2 separate regions of the Homo sapiens genome follow, and region 2 is linked to region 1. The links are chromatin contacts, found by POLR2A ChIA-PET in ENCODE. All regions are on one chromosome and are shown on one strand. Each heading gives the region's core, a stretch centred on a gene start or an enhancer-like site at or near the end of the contact. The rest is flanking DNA. Distances are from core to core; before and after follow the strand shown. Region 1 overlaps VMP1 (vacuole membrane protein 1). Region 2 overlaps VMP1 (vacuole membrane protein 1).

The links. ChIA-PET counts read pairs that join two places held with the same protein, here RNA polymerase II (POLR2A).
Region 2: POLR2A ChIA-PET joins it to region 1 with 10 read pairs in IMR-90. The contact joins two enhancer-like sites. POLR2A ChIA-PET finds 5 or more read pairs at or near these places in 15 of 52 experiments (AG04449, Caco-2, HCT116 and 11 more).

Annotation. Positions count from the first base shown.
Region 1 is chr17:59,727,271-59,732,976 of GRCh38, forward strand. VMP1 (vacuole membrane protein 1) reads left to right here. Exons shown (of 12, transcript NM_030938.5): 2 at 4,151-4,252. The coding sequence starts at 4,177. Among named protein-coding and RNA genes, the nearest start is that of VMP1, 22 kb to the left of the region's middle. Within about 2 kb of position 2,306, at least 3 of the 41 ENCODE cell types and tissues checked have a DNase peak (open chromatin) inside an H3K27ac peak, as active enhancers do.
Region 2 is chr17:59,834,889-59,840,460 of GRCh38, forward strand. VMP1 (vacuole membrane protein 1) reads left to right here. Exons shown (of 12, transcript NM_030938.5): 11 at 3,407-3,509; 12 at 4,880-5,572. The coding sequence ends at 5,023. Among named protein-coding and RNA genes, the nearest start is that of MIR21, 3.6 kb to the right of the region's middle. RefSeq lists enhancers at 1-221, 2,322-2,781, 2,363-4,700, 2,527-3,726, 3,232-3,961 and 1 more. Within about 2 kb of position 2,868, at least 31 of the 41 ENCODE cell types and tissues checked have a DNase peak (open chromatin) inside an H3K27ac peak, as active enhancers do.

The DNA of each region.
Region 1 (5,706 bases), core at 1,056-3,555:
ACTATAGGCGCCCGCCACCATGCCTGGCTATTTTTTCGTATTTTTAGTAGAGACAGGCTTTCACCGTGTCAGCCAGGGTGGTCTCGATCTCCTGACCTCGTGATCTGCCCGCCTCAGCCTTCGAAAATGCTGGGATTACAGGCGTGAGCCATCATGCCTGGCCCTGTTAGACTCTTAAGACCTGACTAAAACATTGTCTTTTCATCTAATTTTATTAAAATGCCTATTTCATCCCATTCTGTTATAATTGATTTCTTGTGTTCATTTGGCTTCTTTACCAGACTGTGATCCTCTTGAGGACAGGGACCTCCTTATCCTATTAATATTTGTATCCTCAGTGCCCATTGGAGACCCCCGAACTTTTAAAATGAGAGCTGAATGAACAACACTGGCATCACTGATACAATAACAATGAGGCATGTGCTGTGAAGTTGTTTTTTATAGTTTAGGCATTTTGTACGTTTATTACCTCCTACTCTTTTGATGTATTGGTATTTATAGTCACACATGCATGCGTATCAACAAACATACACATGCATACATAGATTATTTCATCTACACATCAATCATTTGAAAGTGGCAATTATTGTCCTCATTTTGTGAATCCAAACAATGAAGGACTAAAGAAAATGAAACTTTGCTTAAGATCACACAACTAATCAGTGGCAAATCTGGGATCAAATCCAGATTTTTCAGATTTTAAATCTTATGATTGTCTACTTAAGGCTATCTATACTAATAGAAACCTATATTTTATTTCTTGATGTGTTTATTTGCTTATTCAGCATTGAAGACAACAAAACAAAGGTATACACAAATGGATTGTATCTTAAAAAGGAGAATATTACAGTGATGAATGTGTGCTTTTTTTTCTAGTGATTTTTATAGGCTTTCACTTGTTTTCCTTTATGAGGCATAAATTTTGAAAATAGTTACAATAGTTAGAGTTTAGACAAGGAATAAATTAGCACCAGCTATCAAACTACAGGAAGATTGGACCCATGACCATATCATATTCTGATCAGCTAAATATAAATCTAGCATGACTCTTGGCACATACAAAGTGTTCAGTTAGTATTTGTTCAGTGAATAGGTAAACAAACCTTATACAAGCATCTTATCAAGTGACTTCATGAATTTTCTTTCTTAATAATATAACCCCCTAACTCATATATCTGACTTTGAATTCTAAATTGTCACTGAATCCGCTCATAAAATATAAAAATTTGAGCCACTTGGCCATGAGAATACTCCTAATACTCTTGGGTCTTCTATTAAATATAGAGACGCGTGGGTAGTGGCTCATGCCTGGAATCCCACCACTTTGGGAAGCTGGGGCAGGAGGATCGCTTCAGGCCAGGAGTTCGAGACCAGCCTGGGCAACATAACTAAATGAATGAATGAATAAATGAGATTATTTATTTATTTATTTATTTATAATCTATGAATATATTATTCATATGTATTCATAACATATATTTCCTATGAATATTTGGAAGTTTGGATAGTTCCTGCTGGTGACTATTCTTAAACAGCTTTATTGAAACATAATTCACATATCATATAATTCACCCATTTAAACGGTATATTCACATCTATGCAACTATCAAAACAATTTTAGAACATTATCATCACCCCAGAAAAAAACTCACAACTCATTGGCAGCTACTCCCCATTTTTCTCCAGCTCATCTGCTAATCCACTTTCTGTTATCATGGATATGCATATTCTGGAAATTTCATATAAATGGGAATCATAACAAGTAGTCTTTTGTGACTGACTTCTTTCACTTAGCATATTTTCAGACTCCATTGATGCAGTAGTATGTATTACTACTTTATTTCTTTTTATGGCTAATATTTCATTGTTTGGGTATACCATATACCGTATTTCCTATATCCATTCATCAGTTGATAAGACATTTGGGTTATAGGCTGGGCGCAGTGGCTCACGCCTGTAATCCCAGCACTTTGTGAGGCCGAGGCAGGCAGATCACAAGGTCAGGAGTACAAGACCAGCCTAACCAACATGGTGAAACCCCGTCTCTACTAAAAATACAAAAATTAGCCAGGCATGGTGGCGGGCACCTGTAATCCCAGTTACCTGGGAGGCTGAGGCAGGAGAACCACTTGAACTCGGGAGGCAGAGGTTGCAGTGAGCCAAGATCATGCCACTGCACTCCAGCCTGAGCGACAGAGACTCCATCTCAAAAAAAAAAAAAAAAAAACCTTTGGTCTGTTAACAGTGTCACTATGAACATTCCTGAATTGCTGAGTCATATGGTAACTGTATTTTACCTTTTGAGGAACTGACAGATTGTTTTCCAAAGCAGCTGAACTCTTTTGCATTCCCACCAGCAGTTCCGATTTCTCCACATCCTCACTAACACTTGTTATTATTATCTTTTTTTTGTTTCTTTTTTTTTTTTTTTTGAGACAGAGTCTTGTTCCTGTCACCCAGGCTGGAGCGCAATGGCACGATCTTGGCTCACTGCAACCTCCGCCTCGGGGGTCCAAGCGATTCTCCTGCCTCAGCCTCCCGAGTAGCTGGGATTACAGCCACCCACCACCACGCCAGGCTAATTTTTGTATTTTTAGTAGAGACGGGGTTTCACCATGTTGCGCAGGCTAGTCTTGAACTCCTGACCTCACTATCTGCCTGCCTTGGCCTCCCAAAGTGCTGGGATTACAGGCGTGAGCCACTGCGCCTGGTCTATTATCTGTCTTTTACTATAACCATCCTAACAGGTATGAGATTGTATCTCATTGTGGTTTAATTTGCATTTCCTTGATGGCTAAAGATGTTAGACATCTTTTTATGTGCTTATTAGCAATTTGTGTATCTTTGGAGAAATATCTGTGCAGCTCCTCTGTCCGTTTATTAATTGGATTATTTGCTTTTTATTACTGAGTTGTAAGAGTTTGCAGGCCCGATACACGCTTCTTATGAAATATATGTGATTTGTAAATACTTTCTCCTGTGGGTTGTATTTATTTTCACTTTCTTTTTTTTTTTGAAGCAGGGTCTCCCTTTTGCCCAGGCTGTAATGCAGTGGTACAATCATACCTCAGTGTAGCCTTTCACTCCTGAGCCCAAGCAATCCTCCCACCTCAGCCTCCTGAGCAACTAGAACTACAGGCATGGGTCATCACTCCTGGCTAATTTATTTATCTTATGTAGGATGGGATCTCACTGTGTAGTCCAGGCTGGGCTCAAACTCCTGACCTCAAGTGATCATCCTGCCTTGGTCTCCCAAAGTGCTGGGATTATAGGCATGAGCCACTGCACCCGGCCCCAGTTGTCTTTTTATAAGTGTCTGGGCAAGTTTTAATATTGTATTAAGGACTCAGCATTTATTGTATTAAGGACTCAGCATTTTAGCCTTTTATTGAAGTGATGTGCTTTTTGAGTAGAAAGTTTTGCTTTACTAACACCTGAAGAATGATACAATCACAGGCAATCTGGTTTTTATATGTTGTATTACATTAAAGTAAAAGCACTGATACCTGTAGTATGAAATGAAGCATGTTATAAATAAAGTACATTTAACTATCTTAAACATTTCAAGTTTGGTTTTTTTTTTTGCCCATATCATTTTATTCAGTAGAATTGTTTCCTAAATAAAACTGGTCTATGATCTTAGATTTATGTATCAACAGTTGCAGCATCTTTTGTAGTATATTCTATTTTTATATAATAATGTTAAAGGGAATATGAAAGAAAACTGTAAAAAGGTAAAATGATAAGATTAATTTTGAGTACACAGTAGTATGATATTTAATTGTAAATTAGAAGGAGTTAGACTTTATAGTGTGTTAACATTTGGAGTTACTAGTGCTTGATATCCTCCTTCTGTGGACAGATTACCTCCAAATTTCAATCTGGAAGATCCCTGAAATAACTACTAGGAAAAGGTTTACAACTATATGGCTTTTATATTTTTACTATTTGTATTAGAATATCTATATAAATTGTTCAATAGAATAACTAAATTGTTCAAATTTTGGTTATAAAAGAAAAAAAGTGTAAACACATCATACATATCATGTGGCTTATTACTGTGATGTTATTCCTGTATTCAGTTTTATTCAGTCACAGCTACACAGCAGAAGTTTGTAATGTATTGCTGGATTTTATTTTGCTGTATTAGCTCCTCAAGAGTTACTGATCTATGAAATGGCAGAGAATGGAAAAAATTGTGACCAGAGACGTGTAGCAATGAACAAGGAACATCATAATGGAAATTTCACAGGTAAATTTTGATGGTTTGCAGGGAGGAGTGCTATGGGTTTAAATGATATACTTTTCATTGGAATAAAATAGAGATATATTACTTCTTTTATTTTTAATCTTATATTATCTTCTTAGTAAATTAAATTATGGGTCAGTCAGGGCCTGTAAGGTGATATTTCACAGTGATGGCAGAAGGAGCCTGGCCACAATCACATAAACAGTGTTCCAAGTACAAGATTATTACTTGTTAATCTTATAGTATGGTCAGTGTTTATTTGGCTTTGCTCAGTGCTCAATTTTATTGTGCTATTTTGTAATTCTAGAAGTAGATTATAAACTTACTACACTGTTCTTAAATATACAGTTATCAAAAAAGTTAGAATGTGAATATTATTTAAAAATTTATTTTAAAATTATCGTTTGAGATGAATAAACTCATATTTTAACCAAATTGGAATTTGTGGTAAATTTCAGTGTATTTGACTCCTGTTTATACAGTTACCCTGAAAATGATGACTTTTATTAATATGGATGATTTAAGTAGAAACTTTCCTTCATGCATTTAAAGGAAAATGAAAAAAAAGTTTTACTTTTGTTGTAATCATACTTTTTTTTTAGCTTTTGAATTGTTTGACATCTCAAACACATGGCAAATAATACTCTAGTGTGGTAATATTTTCACAGCAATCCTCTACTTTTAGAGGAAGTGCAAGGAATCTGAAATAGTAGTTTTCATTTGTTTGTTTGTTTGTTTGCTTTTTGAGACGGAATCTCACTCTGTCACCAGGCTGGAGTGCAATGGTGCGATCTTGGCTCACTGCAACCTCCGCCTCCCAGGTTCAAGCAATTCTGCCTCAGCCTCCCGAGTAGCTGGAATTAAAGGCATGCGCCACCACGCCCAGCCAATTTTTGTATTTTTAGTAGAGATGGGATTTCACCATGTTGGCCAGGGTGGTCTTGAACTCCTGACCTCGGGTGATCCACCCACCTTGGCCTCCCAAAGTGCTGGGATTACAGGCATGAGCCACCGCGCCCGGCCTCATTTGTTTGTTAATCACCATATTGCCTTGCAGAGGACATTTTGCAGCACTGATCTGACTTTTGGGTTACTTTGGTTGTCAGTAAACTTGGCAATTTCACCAAGAGTTTCAGGATTCAGAGATGGGCATTGCATACATCATAGTGTCTTCCCATTAGGAGCTTTTGTGTGCTATTTTTTTCTTTCCTTTTAGAGAGCACATACATTTGTATATTCTTCCTCTTCTGCTCACCCCATTGGAATTTAAAATTAACATTAGCATGTCAAACTTACTCTTCTGTACCAGGTGTTTTTTAATATTTTAGAGATTATGCTATAACTGTACATGAAAAACTGATTCTTAGGCTGGGCGTGGTGATTCACGCCTGTAATCCCAACACTTTGGGAGGCCAAGGCGGAAGGATCTCTTGAGCCCAGGAGTTTGAGACCAGCCA
Region 2 (5,572 bases), core at 1,618-4,117, 110 kb after region 1:
GCTAGGATTACAGGTGTGAACCACCGAGGCTGGTCTAATTTTTGTCTTTTTGGTAGAGACAGGGTTTCGCCATGTTGGCCAGGCTGGTCTTGAACTCCTGACCTCAGGTGATCCACCTGCCTCGGCCTCCCAAAGTGCTAGGATTACAGGCGTGAACCACCATGGCTGGCCTAATTTTTGTCTTTTTGGTAGAGACAGGGTTTCACCATGTTGGCCAGGCTGTTTTGTTTTTTTGCTTTTTTGTTTGTTTTTTTTTTTGAGACGGAGTCTCACTCTGTCGCCCAGGCTGGAGTGCAATGGCGTGGTCTCAGCTCACTGCAACCTCCACTTCCTGGGTTCAAGCGATTCTTCGGCCTCAGCCTCCCGAGTAGCTGGGATTACAGGCGTGTGCCACCACACCCAGCTAATTTTTGTATTTTTAGTAGAGACAGGGTTTCACTGTGTTGGCCAGGCTGGTCTCGAACTCCTGACCTCGTGATCTGCCCACCTCAGCCTCCCCTGGTGCTGGGATCACAGGTGTGAGCCACTGCACCTGGCCAGAGTACTGTTAAAGTGAAAACATTGATTTATGAGAAGGAAAGTTCTTATAAATATGCAGTTTTTTGTTTTTTTTTTTTTTGAGACAGAGTTTCACTCTCGTTGCCCAGGCTGGAGTGCAATGGCATGATCTCGGCTCACTGCAACCTCTGCCTCCCAGGTTCAAGCGATTCTCCTGCCTCAGCCTCACTAGTAGTGGGGATTCTGTGCATGTGCCACCACGCCTGGCTAATTTTGTATTTTTAGTAGAGACGGGTTTTCTCCATATTGGTCAGGCTGGTCTCGAACTCCCGACCTCAGGTGATCCGCCCGCCTCGGCCTCCCAAAGTGCTGGGATTACAGGCATGAGCCACTGCTCCCGGCCACATAAATTTGCAGTTTTCAAAGTCAACCTTTTTGTGCATATATTTATATACACAAAAATACATATATTTAATTATATATATTTAATATATTAAATATTTAAAATATTTTATATATTTGTTATATTCATGTCATTTATTTCTAGTCTAAATGGATGAGCTATTTGCATTCCCACCTGTAATATATAAGGAAAGATTACTAGTCTGCCTCCCTAATATAAGTCTGCTTAAAAGTCAGGGCCAGGAGCGGTGGCTCAGTGAGAGGCTAGTCTGAAGGTAATGAGTTTTCTCGATTGTTCACAGCATCTTTTATGTCTGTCACAGGTCTTCTAGTCTGATCAGTGCAGTATTCACATTTATTATATATGTCTGTTCAGGCCTTTTGTACCTCCTTCAGTATTCATTAAAGAATCTTTTTTTTATTTTTTTATTTTTATTTTTATTTATTTATTTATTTTTTTGAGGCAGGGTCTCTGTCACCGAGGCTGGAGTACAGTGCAGCCCTGAGCTTCCTGGGCTCTCACTGTAGCCTCCTGAGTAGCAGGGACTACAGGCACATGCCACCATTCTCAGCTCATTTTTGTATTTTTTGTAGAGACAGGGTTTCACCATGTTTCCCAGGATGGTATTGAACTCCTGGGCTCAAGCCATCCTCCCATCTTGGCCTCCCAAAGTGCTGGGATTACAAGCGTGAGCCACCACACATGGCCTAGAGGACCTTTTTAACAACTTCACCCCTCACTGATCTCTCTTTTCTCCCTCCAATTCCTTCGGTATATATCTTCTGTACCAAAAACTTTAATATTGAATTGTAAATTATTTTGTTCACAGATCAGTTCGTGTGTGTGTGTGCGCACACATGTGTGCGCATCTGCCTATGTTTTGAATCCAAATCCCCATAAATGATTTTAAGTTCCTTGTGGGCAGTTTGGTTTTTTTTTTTTTTGGCTTTTTTCCCAGCAAAAGGAATCAATTAAGTATTTGGTGACTGATAGATAAAAAGGATTAAAGAAAAGAATCAGCCAGAAGTTAGGGATATGTTAGCATCTGATAAAATATAATAGCAAAAACTCTTCTATTCCTGCTTTTTGTTATAAAAAGCAGCAAGGAATTGTTCTAGAAAAGAAGTGAAGGCCAGTCGCGGTGGCTCACACCTGTAATCCCAGCACTTTGGGAGGCCGAGGAAGGGGGATCACGAGGTCAGGAGTTCAAGACCAGCCTGGCAAAGATGGTGAAACCCCATCTCTACTAAAAATACAAAAAAAAATAGCCAGGCATGGTGACAAGCGCCTGTAATCCCAGCTACTTGGGAGGCTGAGGCAGGAGAATCACTTGAACCCTGGAGGTAGAGGTTGCAGTGAGCCGAGATCAGGCCATTGCACTCCAGCCTGGGGGACAGAGTGAGACTCTGTCTCAAAAAAAAAAAAGTGAAGTGAAGTGAATTTGAGTCAGTGTACTTAATAGGACAAGCATTAGGCAGTGTTGCAAGTACATATCGGAATCTCTTTGGCTGGCTCTAAGAAAGAGTTTGAACTTATTTACCTCCTTAGCCCTATGTAACAGGTAAGAAACTAAAAGGTACAGAAAATAGAGATGTTTGATTTTTCTAAGTTGCCCCAAGCTACCGTTTTTAAAAACGCCTGCAAGCATGTCTAAAACAGGAGCCTGTTAGCTACAGTTGCCAAACCGGTTTAACAGCACTGCCTCCATGTATTCTGGGTAAGAAGGAGCTCCGAGTACATAAATTTATCAAAGATCACTATCCCAATCATCTCAGAACAAGCTGTTACTAATGTACTGGAGTTTCTGTGCAAACTGTCTACCATAAACCATGAAAGGATTCAAAGTTCATAGTTCCTTCTTTGTTCCTTTGTTAATCACTGACTTCTGACTAGTGGGAGGTGCCTCCCAAGTTTGCTAATGCATTCTTTTTGGATAAGGATGACGCACAGATTGTCCTAATAAGGACTTAGATTGAGAAAGACCGCCCCCTCTGAGAAGAGGGGACAAGTCAGAGAGAGGGCGGGCAGTTTCTTTTTTAACTAGGGATGACACAAGCATAAGTCATTTCCTTATTAATTGGTTCAAACCAGTTCTTACAGGAACTAGTGGTGATAAATGTGGGACTTCTGAGAAGTCATTCATTTTATTCTTTGTGCCATACCAGAGTACAGTATCAGCTGAGCTGACCTTACTCTGAGGACTAACTCTTTTGCTGGAAGCGGTTTCTGATTTACAGCTCTTGGTTTCTCCCAGACATGTTGGTGGGAGAGATTTTGGTTTTTAAGGGGTTGTTAGATGGAGTAAATTTTCTTTTTTTTTTTTTTTTTTTTTAACTAAAAAGGGGTCACAGAATTTCAGCAGTTCTCTGATTTTTATATTTTATTCCTCTTCCTATCCAATCCCTGCCTTTTGAGTCCAGGTGGTAAGTACATTTTCTTTAACGTTTTTCCTGCTTTTCTTCCCAAATGTGTCTTTTTCTTTGGGCTACTGTACCCTGCTTCCAGTGCTGTCCCCGGCATAGGTCCATCTCTGCAGAAGCCATTTCAGGAGTACCTGGAGGCTCAACGGCAGAAGCTTCACCACAAAAGCGAAATGGGCACACCACAGGTAAGACTTTAATCCGGTTTCTTCTCCCCTCTGGGAAGTTTCGGGCTGAAATTACATTCACAGCTCTCACTCACATTTTTAGGCAAATAAGTGAAGTTGGTTTGCCAGTGTTCCTTGACAGAAGTTGAGCGTCTGTGTATGCTCTACTGGGAAATTTGTCTTTGTCTTAGACTAGAAAGTGTAACTTCTGTACATCTTCTCCTAAAAACAAGGGTAGAGCCAATGGAAAGTAATGGTTCTGTTACATAGAATGAGTTGTTGCCTTGATCTTAAATGATGTATTGGTAGATATACTTCCCAAGTGGATTAAAAAGTTAAAACTTACAGCATAACAAAGTATTAGACTTACTGAGGTGACTTGAATATCTCCTTTTGATTTTCACTCTATTTTTCTTTTCACCCATGGGAAAATGATAATTTTTTAATAAACCAAGGCTCTTACCATAGCTGAACTTTAAAACTTAGACTGTCTTTTCTGTAAACGATTCTGAGGCAAAGGGAAATGACTAGAAGAGGATGAGTAAACAATAACCTGAAATGGGAAACTCGAGGGAAGCACAGGTTTTTTTTGTTTTGTTTTGTTTGGTTCGTTTTTTGTTCTTTGGGGTTTTTTTGAGACAGAATTTCGCTCTCGTTGCCCAAGTTGGAGTGCAATGGCGCGATCTTGGCTCACTGCAACCTCCGCCTCCCGGGTTCAAGCGATTCTCCTGCCTCAGCCTCCCAAGTAGCTGTGATTCCAGGCACGTGCCACCACACCAGCTAATTTTTTGTATTTTAATAGAAACAGGGTTTCACCGTGTTAGCCAGGCTGGTCTCAAACTGACCTCAGATGATCCGCCCGCCTTGGCCTCCCAAAGTGCTGGGATTACAGATGTGAGCCACCGCGCCCGGCCAGAGCACTGTTTTTTTTAATGGCCTTGCACTCTTCTTATGGACCTTTGCTGCCCTCAGTTGACCAAACATGACATCAGAAACAGATACATTTGTGTGTTTTAAAAACAGCTCCTAATACTGGAACAAAAATATTTAACTGTCTTGACAATACTCATGAGTATCTGCATGGCGACTTCAGAGTTGAGTTTAATCAAAGAGTTTATTCTTAGGTCCTAGTAGAAGAGCTAACCTCACACTCATCCCATTCTAAACTATGTGATTCAACACTGATTTTACATCCAACAAAGTGAAATCTTGATAGTTGGGTGTAAAAAGGAGAGTAATGGAGATTTCAGAGTAGTTGGGGTTGCTTACTTTTCATTTTTAATTCTTTAGGTTTTGTAAGTTACACACTTCAAGCATTATAGATGATCCTCTTTTTACTACTGAACTAATGAAGCCTTTTTCATTGCATTGTTCTGCATTTATTTCTACAGGGAGAAAACTGGTTGTCCTGGATGTTTGAAAAGTTGGTCGTTGTCATGGTGTGTTACTTCATCCTATCTATCATTAACTCCATGGCACAAAGTTATGCCAAACGAATCCAGCAGCGGTTGAACTCAGAGGAGAAAACTAAATAAGTAGAGAAAGTTTTAAACTGCAGAAATTGGAGTGGATGGGTTCTGCCTTAAATTGGGAGGACTCCAAGCCGGGAAGGAAAATTCCCTTTTCCAACCTGTATCAATTTTTACAACTTTTTTCCTGAAAGCAGTTTAGTCCATACTTTGCACTGACATACTTTTTCCTTCTGTGCTAAGGTAAGGTATCCACCCTCGATGCAATCCACCTTGTGTTTTCTTAGGGTGGAATGTGATGTTCAGCAGCAAACTTGCAACAGACTGGCCTTCTGTTTGTTACTTTCAAAAGGCCCACATGATACAATTAGAGAATTCCCACCGCACAAAAAAAGTTCCTAAGTATGTTAAATATGTCAAGCTTTTTAGGCTTGTCACAAATGATTGCTTTGTTTTCCTAAGTCATCAAAATGTATATAAATTATCTAGATTGGATAACAGTCTTGCATGTTTATCATGTTACAATTTAATATTCCATCCTGCCCAACCCTTCCTCTCCCATCCTCAAAAAAGGGCCATTTTATGATGCATTGCACACCCTCTGGGGAAATTGAT